Regions from separate parts of the Homo sapiens genome. Here region 1 is linked to region 2. The links are chromatin contacts, found by Hi-C in ENCODE. All regions are on one chromosome and are shown on one strand. The core of a region is the stretch at or near the end of the contact, and the rest is flanking DNA. Distances in the headings are between cores, read along the strand shown.

Region 1 (5,267 bases), core at 914-3,413, 2.7 Mb after region 2:
GCTGCAGCTAAAGTAGAGTAGGAAGCGGATGAAGCCGTACAGCCAGCGCGTCTTGATGTACACGTCGAAGTTGTTGTACTTGGTGCGGGCCAGGTGGGAGGCGCGCACGGGCCCGCAGGCCGCATGCAGGCAGGTGGTGTGCGGGCCGTGGAAGGAGCGCACCCGCCGCGGAATGGGCATGACCGGCATTGGGCCCCGGCGGCGGCGGCGCTAGGTCGCAGTGGCGGCGGCGGTGTCCAGGCGGCTGTTGGCGTAGGGGTCATGGGCGCCTAGGCCTGGGAGCCCGCAGCTGACCCTGGGGGGAGGCGTCGGCCTGCGGGGAGAGCCGCAAAACCCACGTCAGTATGAGGACACCATGCGGATCCCTCCCCAGGCAATCAGCTGGCGAAAGTGGACACAAACTCCAGCACCAGGACTACGGGAAAATGGAGTCCAGGGCGGGATCTGCAGGCACTCCTGGGCTCTTTTCCACAAACCCTCCCAAGGATACTTCCAAGGGGCCCACCACCTGGGGAAGCCAAAGTGCTTGTTCTAGGGCAGCACTGGGGAAAGGGGGCCTTGGGGACAGTGGCCAGGGGAGGCCCCCGGAAGTGGTCAATGCCAAAACGGATGGGAAGGGGCAAGAGTGGCTCTTTCCTGCAGGATCCTCGCAGCTCCCCACTAGCTGGACCACACTCTGCTCTTAGGCAGTTTGCCCGTTACTGCCCTGGTCTTCTGCGGCTGCCTGACCCAGGGCTGATGCAAGCCCTTAAATGGCATCTGCAAGAAGCCACCACAGGGCCGGGAAAAGGGACTCCAGGGCTCGCAGGTGAACCGAAAACGAGCCCGGCGGGAGCAGGTGACTCCAGCAACCTGCTGGGTGCCAGATGGACGGCTCGGGGGCCGTGGGGTCACCTTGCTGGGCCTGAACCCTGGCACTGTCCTTCCCTAGCAGTGACTTTGGGCAGGTCACCTGACCCCAAGACGGCTCCTGCTCTGTCCAATGGGGGTGCCAATAGCACTGCCTTTGTGGGTAGCTGTGGGAGGGAAGGGGCTGGGCCTGGCGTGCACAGTGGGGTCGGCCCGGGGCCTGGCAGCGGCCCTTACAGACTGGGCTGCAAAGAGCAGAGGCGGCATTTGGCTCTCCAGCTTCACCTAGTAAAGGCCGTTTATACCTTGCCGAAATAATCTGTAGACGGAATGAACTCAAAGGTCAGGAAATAAAATCTGAGCAGGAAAGTTGGTAACATTACAGGGGACTGTTGCCAAGAGCTTCGCCTGCCTTCAGATTCAGCCTGGGGCCCTGCCGTGGGGACCTGGCCAGGGCGGAGGAGGGAGGGGCCGGGGCCGCCTGACCCTCCCGTGCCCGCAGGGGCCCGACCTCGCCCTCTCCCTCCGCCCGGCTCCTCCACGGGGTGCAGGGGCCAGAGCGGCCCTATTTAAGGCCGGCCTTGGCCTGGAGCTCGCCCCGGCCGGGACCCCGGCCATGGCGGTGCCACTCAAACGCGACTCGGCGGAGCTGTGTCCCCGCAGGGTCTCGCGGCCCGCGGCTCCATCCGGGTCCCTGCGTTTCTGCAGACGCCCGCTCGGCCCGGCCCATGGACCCAGGACTGTTTCCTCGGGGCCGCAGAGACGCAACGGGCCCCGGCCAACTCCGCGTGAGCACCGGGCCTGCGCCGCGCCGCGCCGGGCCCCCTGGCTGCAGAGCCCCTGCCGGAGCCACTTCCGGGTCCCGCGCCGCGCGTTGCCCTGGAGACGGCCCCCGCCTAGGCCGGGTCCCCGACCGCAGCTCACCCGGTGCCCTCTCCGCGGCGGCGCCGGCGTCCCGGACCTCGGGGCCGGCCGGCGGTGCTAGGGGCCGGGCCTGCGGGTGCCCCTGTCCCTCGGGGCTCCGTGCGCAGGGCGGCCGCATGGTGCTGGGGCGCGCGGCTGGGGGCGCTGGCAAGGCGGCTGAGGGCGTGGTTCACGCGTCGCCGGCTGGGGTCGCCCTGCAGGTGAAGGGGCTCTCGGGCGCGGCCGCCGGAGGCGTTTGGCCTAGCGTGGGAGCCGTAGCGCCGTCCCTCGACGGCCACCGTAGGGCGGCCTCACGCCCCCTCCACCCGCGCCGACCGAGCCGCACTTCCCTTCCCCCTGCTCCGGGCCCGCGCTGGGCGTCCCGGACTCGTCGCTTCCCGAGGGCGTGCGTGCGTGCGTGCGTGCGCACGCTGCGAGCAGTCCGTAGCGTTCCCTCCCCCGAACGCCCTCGGTGCCGCGCCTGGTCTTCTGCGCCTGCGCTTGCCGTTCCTGGGCCGCGCCTCCGCGCACGCGCTACCGCATCCCGTGGAGAGGCAGTGCGCAGGCGCGCTTCCGTGGAGCAGTCCTTTGGCCCCAGCAGAGGGCTTGACCGTGGTCCTGGCCCCGGACTGAGGTGTCTGCGACCCGGCGCGCTGCTGCCGTCGCTGGGGTGGGGCCGGGCCCCGGAGGAAGCCGCTTTCCCGGCGGGGGTGGGCGGCCCAGGGACCGGGAGCAGGTCTGGTCCTCGCGGGGCCGTGTGCGAAGGCCTCCTGCGCGGCCTGGGGCTGGGAGGACAGGGCGGCGGCGGGAATGAGGGCGCCCCCCAGGCTCCAGGAGGGCGGGGAAGGGTGGGGGCGGCTGACGCCACGCGGACCCGGGCGGCACGGATCGGGTGTGTAGCTGCGAGGCCCGGTGGGCCGGCGGCGACGTCGGCAGCCGAAGTAGGGACAGCCCCGGAGCACGAGCAGGCCCAGCAGCAGCCCCAGGGCCGCCCCCCCGCCGCCCCCCAGTGAAGGAAGGGGACTTGTGTTAGTGTCCTCACGCCTGGTTCGTACAGGCTGGCGGTTGTCCTGGGGGTTTCCAGCGAGGAATGTGTTGGGGAGCGCTCCTGGGTGTGGCTGCTGGGTAGGAGGGGAAGGCAGGGTCAGCAGCCCCTGGGGCGACCGTAAAGTGGGTGGCCCTTCAAATTCAAGGCACTGGAACAAGGGGGCTGGGCCCTCCTGCCCACCAGGCCCGTCATTGGCTGCAGGCCTCCCGGGACGGCGAGCTGGCTCCTGGGCCCCTGTCCTTTGGACCAGGGCCGCCCTGAGGGCTGGCACAGCTACCTTCTCCACTGTGGCCCCATCCCCGCCACAGGAGAGAGAGCCGCCTTTACCCGACATGAGCAGGAGTTCGAGGAACATCTGGACGAGCAAAGGCCACCAGGAGGTAGCACAGCAAAAAAGGCCAAGAGCCTGTTTTCTTTACCGATGGCTGGCGGCAAATATTCCGAAAGAAACGTGTCAGGCAAGAAGCGCTAGTTCACGCCTGTCATTCCACCGCTTTGGGAGGCCAAGGCAGGGGGATCACTTGCCCCAGAAGTTTGAGACCAGCCTGGGCAACATAGTGAGGCCCCTGTCTCTACAAAAAACTTAAAATCAATAAACAGGTCTCCTTCCTTCCTCAATAGTCCTGTTGGTGGCTCACCTCTCTGCCTCTCCAGATGTGAGGCAGATCCACACGTTTAGCTATTGAGATAAGGCTGGGCGTGGTGGCTCACACCTGTCATTCCGGCCTCAGATCTCTTGTGCCCAGGAGTTTTAAGACTAGCCTGGGCGACCTGGCTGGCAACATGGCCTCCACAAAAATAAATAAAACATTTTAAATATATAAACATTGAGATAATAGCATCTTGATGCCTGTCTTCATTTTTTGTCTTCTGTTTTAAGGACTATTAGAGACAAACTAACCAAAGATAATTCTCCCCTCCCATGTGGCTCGTGCTGGGACGCCGGCACCGTGAGATGGCGCCCGTGGCCAGATAGAGGGTGGCGTGTAAAGCAGGTGGTCACCCGTCACTCGACTTTTCGCGTGCTGGTGAGGGTGGTCGCATGTCCATGGATCAGGGCTCACACCTGGCCCATCTGGTGGCTGTGCCATGGGAGGAGCAGAGCCACAGCCCCGCTCCTTGCTGTGGGTTTCCCGTGTCCTCCCTGCCCTGCAGTCCCCTGACTCCAGCTCTGGATTAGACACCCCCTGCTTCCCACTGTGCACCCGCCCAGAGAAGCACAGCATGCGTGCCTGCACTTGCCCCCACGCTGCTACCCTGCTCTGGGTACCAAGGACACAGGCACAGCAGAGCCCCCACCCTCGAGGCACCTGTCATCTTGTGACAGGGACAGGCTGAGGGGCAAATGACCAGAAAGGGTGGCAAGTGCCATGTCAGACATATGGTCTTCATACAGGGGATGTCCCAGGACTGCTGGGCCAGAGACCCCTCCATGTGGGTCAGCATCACCCAAGCCAAAGGCCAAGGAGGTCTCTTGGGGGGTGTGGCCGTCAGAACAAAGCTGCCAATGCGCGTACTTTTAAAGGTGCGGTCAGCTAGTGAGGCTGTGGCTGGCCCTGGCTGCATCCAGACCCTGGAGTGTCCTGCAGCCAGGGGCGGATGCAGGTTTTGTGGGGCCTGAGGCTTCTGTGGTTTAAGGGACCTTCCTTAAGAAAATACAAAATTAGGAACAGGCCTTGAAGCTTCTGCTGCTAAACAGGGTCAGGTGAACCCACTGCCAGCTGTGCCCAGAAGACAGTCCCCCAGGCTGAGTCAAAAGTGGTTCATAGGCCGGTCATGGTGGCTCACGCCTGTAATCACAGCACTTTGGGAGGCCAAGGTGGGCAGATCTCAAGGTCAGGAGATCAAGACCATCCTGGCTAACACAGTGAAACCCCGTCTCTACTAAAAAACTACAAAAAAAAAAAAAAATAGCTGGACGTGGTGGCGGGCGCCTGTAGTCCCAGCTACTGGGGAGGCTGAGGCAGGAGAATGGCATGAACCCAGGAGGCGGAGCTTGCAGTGAGCGGAGATTGCGCCACTGCACTCCAGCCTGGGCAACGGAGTGAGACTGTCGCAAAACAAAGAAAAAAAAGAAAAAAAAAGTGGTTCACAAAGTCACGTCTAGTGTGACCCCTCATCAGCACAGACGTACTCCTAGGTGTCCGTTTCTGGGTGAAGTCCTGGAAGCAGATAAATGTTTGCAGAGGTGATCTATGTGTGGTGGGATTAAAGAGATGAATATATTTTACTGTTTTTTTAACATTTCTGTACTTTCTGATTTTATTTTTTCAGCATGAACAAACAAAAAAAAGCCGGATTTGGACAAATAAAAAGAAGTGCATGTCAGCCCGAGTGTCCTGAAACATGTTCCTGTATTAGAATCTCCAGGAAAGCTGGGGCCCCCACTCGCCACTACCTCAGGCTGGGCCCGCAGTCACGTGCTTCTCCCTACAGGAGGGTTCTGTGTCCTGAATTCCCAAAGGGT
Region 2 (5,360 bases), core at 110-2,609:
GTTAATTTGTCGACATAACGGGATTCTTTTAGAAGTAAAAGGCATAAATCTGCGTAACCACCACCACCTTTTGTTTTTGTTTTTTTGTTCTGTCAAGCTTAATCAAGAAAGAGGGAAGGGAGTTGTGTCCCTTCACTTTGTAGGATCGGATCCTGTCCACCCAGTTCCCGAATGCTCTCAACAGTTACCCAACCGCCTGTTTCAAAGGCTTCCCTGTTGCTCAGAATGCCACCTGGACACTTCTGGAAGGAGACTATCAGGGAGATAGGCTTCCCCTCCTCCCAGGCTGTGTACAGGTCCCCACTCAATCCAGCCCAGGGCAGAGTCCAAACGGGGAGGGAGACGCAGACAGGGTCAAAGGGACCCCAAGAGTCCAGCACATCTGGGAAAGAGAAAAGGAAAAGGTGCTGTGGCTTCCTGTAGCTGGGGCGCACGCCAGCGCGCCCCCTTTCCTCTGGGAGGACCCCCGGCCCCCGTTCGTCCCCGAGCTCCCAGCCCGCCTCCGGGAGCCCCAGTGAGAGGAAAAACGTGCGGGGACCCCCCAGCAGCTCCAAACGCCGAGGCGCTCCCCGCGAGCCTCAGACCCGACCCAACGCCAGGACTCGCGCCGCCGGCCCGGGAAGAAACCCCCACAGCCCGCGCCCCGGGCTGGCTGGAGGGTGGGGGCGGCTAGCCAGGCAGGGCGCCGAGGCCCGGGCTCCGGGAGCGGCCCAGCGGGCAGGGGAGACTGGGCCCGGAGGCCGGGTTTGGGGCTGTCCAGCCGGGACAGAGGGCCCGGGCGGGGGGGTCCCCCTGTGGGAACAAGGAGTCAGGGGGCGGCCCGGGCCTGGCGCCCTGCGCTGGGAGGCCGACTCCGGAGCGGCCCGGGCGGCCTGGGTCGGGACCGGGGCCGGGGGAGGAGCCCGCAGGCCGCACCTGGTCGGCGAAGTCCTCGGCCGTGCCCATCAGGTCGTTCTGGCCCATGGCGACGGCGGGAGGCTCGGCTCGGCTCGCTCGCTCGCTCGCTGGCTCTCGCCCGTCGGCGCCCGCACCCGCTGCGGCCTCCACAGGAAGTGCCCGGCGGCCGGCCTCGCTCCGCGTCGGCTGCGGCTCCAGCGGCTGCCACGTAGGCCAAGCCTTAAAGGGGCCGCGCGCCGCCCGGGCCCGCCCCGGTGCGTCTTAAAGGGGCCACGCGCCATCCCCAGCCTCCCGACCCATCCGCTCGAAGCCACGCCCGCCGCGCTCGACGCCACGCCTCTCACGCTGGAGGCCCCGCCCGCCGCGCGCAGGCCCTGCGGTCCCTCCCGGCCCGGCGGAACGCGTCCCTTTTAAGGGGGCGGGGACCTGGGGGTCTGGGGCCAGCGCGCGGGAGGGACGCCTGAGTGCCTCGAGGGCGCCGTTCGGGCGGGGAGGATCCCGCGGGTCCCACTGACCCACGCGGGGTGGGGCCAGGGGTGGACGCTCGCCCGTACGCGGTCGCTACTGATCATGCTTGGGCCAGGGTCCAATCGCAGGCGCCCCACGCAGGGGGAGCGAGGCCCAGGGTCCCCCGGAGAGCCCATGGAGAAGTACCAGGTGCCGAGTGTTCCCTGCGGGGAGGCGGGAGCTCCGTGGGGTAACGGTCGCAACCCTGGAGCTACGGCCGGCGGTTCCGACCGAGGGCGGCGAGGGGCCCGCGCCCTGGCCAGTGTCGGCCTGCAGCTCCTAGGTTGAACCCGGGGGGCCTCCAACGGTGACCTCCTGGGTGCCCTTTGCCACTCAGTTTCCCCCTTTGTGAATTGACTAAGGATTCTCCAGCCCTGGCTGAGTATTTGAGGGCGTGGGGCAGCTCCTCTATCCTTCGTGCCTGGGGTCTGTGCGCTTGGGTCCACCGAGGCAGGACCCCCGGGAACATCCCGAGTACATAATTGGGAGCCCCCAGTCCCCTAAAAACACCCCTGCAGCGTGGGTCTGTGAAAATGTTTGAGACCTAAAAAATTCACAAAACACAAAAGGAAAGCTGCAAAATAAAAGTAAATGTTTAATTAAATGCTTCTATACATGATATATACACTTTATTAAATGTTAGATTCAGCATTTGTGAAAAATGCATTCGCTTGGAAACAGTTTGCGGGTTAGATTTTTGTCACTTTGGAAGAATTGTCTTTGTGTGAGAGGACTATAGGGCGTTGCCAGAGGTGAAGCAGATGAGCTTCTGGTGGCCAGATAATTTTTAAAGTAAAGTTGTTTTTCAGATTAAAAAAAAATAGACGTTTCAGGAATATACCTGCTTTTGGAAAAAAAAATAGACTTGATTCGAGATACGGCTCCATTTTACTGTTTAATTTGCTGCCTAAGCTTGAACGCTCTCACACCAGCTCTGCCCTCAGCCCGCTGTGGCTTAGAACAGCAGTCCCTGGCCGGGCTCGGTGGCTCACGCCTGTAATCCCCAACACTTTGGGAGGCCAAGGCGGGCGGATCACCTGAGATCGGGAGTTCAAGACCAGCCTGACCAACATGGAGAAACTGTCTCTACTAAAAATACAAAATTAGCCAGGTGTGGTGGCGCATGCCTGTAATCACAGCTACTCGGGAGGCTGAGGCTGGAGAATCGCTTGAACCCAGGAGGCAGAGGTTGTGGTGAGCCAAGATAGCGCCATTGGACTCCAGCCTGGGCAACAAGAGCAAAACTCTGTCTCAGAAAGAAAAAAAAAAATAGCAGTCCCCAACCTTTTTGGCACAAGGGACCAGTTTTGTGGAAGACAATTTTTCCACAGATGGAGGCGGGAGGATGGTTTTGGGATGATTCAAGCACATTACACTTAGTGTGCAGTTCATTTCTATTATTATGTTGTAATACATAATGAAATAATTACACAACTCACCATAATGTAGAATCAGTGGGAGCCCTGAGCTTGTTTTCTTGCAACTAGACCATCCTCTCGGGATGATGGGAGACAGTGACGGATCATCAGGCATTTGTTTCTCATAAGGAGCATGCAACCTGGATCCCTCACATGCACTGTTCACAATAGGGTTCACACTCCCATGAGAATCTAATGCTGCTGCTGAGCTGACAGGAGGTGGAGCTTGGGTGGTAATGCGAGCCATGGGGAGCGGCTGTAAATACAGATGAAGCTTTGCTCCACTGCCTGCTGCTCACCTCCTGCTGTGCAGCCTGGTTCCTAACAGGCCACGGACTAGGTTGGGGACCCCTGGCTTAGAATATCCAGTGTCATGAGCAGGCTGCTCACAAGGCTGGATTACAGACTCCTAAGACTTTTATGGGCTCCGAGAGTCCCTAGGCTCAGGCTTCCATCCTCATATCTCCTCCTCTGGGTCCTGCCCTCCCTCCCCCAATCCTCTGATGAATGTCAGCCTCCAGCAATCCCCGGCCCAGCCCCCTGCCCCATAGCACTTGGTCTCTGCACAGAGTTCTGGCTTGGTGGCCATCTCTCCAGATTTGGCTCAAATCACAGGCTCTAAGATCAGACCCCCAGAGTTACCCCAGGCAGTGTCCTGCTTTCTAGTGACATAGCCTCAGGCAAGGACCTAGCTCCTTGTGCCTCAGTTTTCCCCAATGTAAACACAGAGGTAGCAATGGTGTCAACTGCAAAGGGTGGCTGTGAAGTGCTTGGCACCATGCCAGGCACACAATGGCTTCCTGATTGTACCAGTCACAAGATTGGTTACTTTCTTGTTGGAAACCAGTTGGGAGGTGGATGCTGGAAGTTGAGGTCACAGAGGTCTATAGAGAGTGAATAAGCCCTTTTTCTCTGGGAGGTTCTTGCACTTGAGTGCCCAGCTGGTCCTCATTGCAGGTTGGGGGAGGGATACAGGGTTGTAGAAGAGCTCCAGAATCGGCCCCAAATAGGTGAGATCAGAGTTCTGCCATTGAAAGGCTTCTTGCCCTCCTTGGGCCATTTCCTCTATTGCAAGATGGGGTGGAGCCACTTGCTCTGCCAGCCTGACAGGGGAGTTAGCAGGGCCAGAAAAGGAGTTGGAGCTGGGCTTTTGGAAAGGGAAAAGTTGTGTGCATTTCCTGAAAGCTTCTCTCTTCCTTGCTGATAGGTTTTGTACCAGCTGAATCCTGGGGCCTTGGGGGTGAACCTGGTGGTGGAGGAAATGGAAACCAAAGTCAAGCATGTGATAAAGCAGGTAAGAGGCCAAGCCTGTGCATCCCATGCCGGGTGGTTCTGTGACTGTGATTTTCCCCAATACAAGCTCTTCCCATGTTGGAGAAGCTTCCTGATGCGGCAGCTGGATTCCTCGCTGCTGACACTTGCGGAGACTAATCTGGTTGGGGTAGATGTGGGGGTGCGTGAAGCTCTGTCACCTTGATGGGGAAGCAATGCTAATTTTTACTCCAACACCACCACCTCCCACCATTTACGCATCACGTGCTGTATGCCAGGCACTGACTCACTTCATCTCCCGTCAACCCTGTAAAGCAGAAACAATGACCCTGTTTATAGCCAAAGACAGTGAGGCTCAATGCAGCGCCAGACTAGGCAAGGTCACACAATTTCCAAGAGGATTTGAATTCAGGCCACCTCACTGGGGGACACCGTGCTACCCAGTGCTGGGTCACCAGTTTTACCAAAAGGGAGCCAGGCCCAGAGAGGATGGGGACTGGCTCAAGGTCACACAGGGCTAAGGTCACACACCAGGCCCTGAGCCCTTCCACCACACTCCTCACCAGGGCTAGCAGGGCATGGGGAGGTGTAGGCCTGCAGGAAGACAGCCCTTTGTGTGTCCGAGACAGGGAGGTCCAGATCAACAGAGGGACTAGGGTGAGAAAGCTGCTGCAAGAGTCCCTGGCATGCCCTCCTCTCTGTGGTGGTGGCAGGGACCCAGCAGGTTCAGGGCTGGCCATACAGCGGGAGGAGCCTTGTCAGCAGCTGCTACTGGGCCAGGCCTCAGTCCGTACAGCTCCGCAGTCTCACCCTGTATGGCTGGGCCTGGAGTCCTTGCCCCTGCCCTGCTCCCTTGCTGGCTGGCTGTGGGGTTGGCCCCCTTGTCTCACAAGCCACTGGGGCAGTGTGGCTGACTGCCCTCTGAGCAGTTAAGGAGCTTTTTTTTTTGTTTGGAGATGGAGTCTTGCTCTGTCGCCAAGGCTAGAGTGCAGTGGTGTGATCTCAGCTCACTGCAACCTCTGCCTCCTGGGTTCAAGCAATTTTCCTGCCTCAGCCTCCCAAGTAGCTGGGACTACAGGCACACGCTGCCACGCCCGGCTAATTTTTTGTATTTTAGTAGAGACAGGGTTTCACCGTGTTGCCCAGGCTGGTCTCGAACTCCTGGAACTCCTGAGCTCAGGCAGTCCGCCCGCCTCGGCCTCCCAAAGTGCTGGGATTACAGGCATGAGCCACCGCGTCCGGCCTGAGGAGCTTTTAAAAATGTCA

What was found. A loop is a pair of places that touch in the nucleus more often than their neighbours do. Pooled maps may share reads with other maps.
Region 1: a loop to region 2 is called in a map of tibial artery, with 14 times the contacts of the local background. The contact joins the promoter of TMEM250 here to the promoter of STKLD1 in region 2. A Hi-C loop is called at or near these places in 1 of 168 maps with a recorded cell type or tissue (tibial artery), 1 of 37 single-sample maps with no recorded cell type and 5 of 50 pooled maps.

The regions. Positions count from the first base shown.
Region 1 is chr9:136,116,712-136,121,978 of GRCh38, forward strand. It overlaps TMEM250 (transmembrane protein 250), which reads right to left and starts at 2,164. Exons shown (of 2, transcript NM_152833.3): 1 at 1,774-2,164; 2 at 1-313. The coding sequence starts at 189. LOC107987142 (a long non-coding RNA gene) reads left to right here and starts at 1,081. Exons shown (of 2, transcript NR_165242.1): 1 at 1,081-1,191; 2 at 5,075-5,267. RefSeq lists enhancers at 110-685, 686-1,261, 2,415-2,991, 2,992-3,566 and silencers at 1,278-2,327, 2,358-2,747.
Region 2 is chr9:133,375,007-133,380,366 of GRCh38, forward strand. It overlaps STKLD1 (serine/threonine kinase like domain containing 1), which reads left to right and starts at 1,360. Exons shown (of 18, transcript NM_153710.5): 1 at 1,360-1,554; 2 at 4,030-4,116. The coding sequence starts at 1,468. It overlaps SURF4 (surfeit 4), which reads right to left and starts at 1,054. Exons shown (of 6, transcript NM_033161.4): 1 at 916-1,054. The coding sequence starts at 963. RefSeq lists silencers at 479-758, 769-1,008, 1,099-1,598.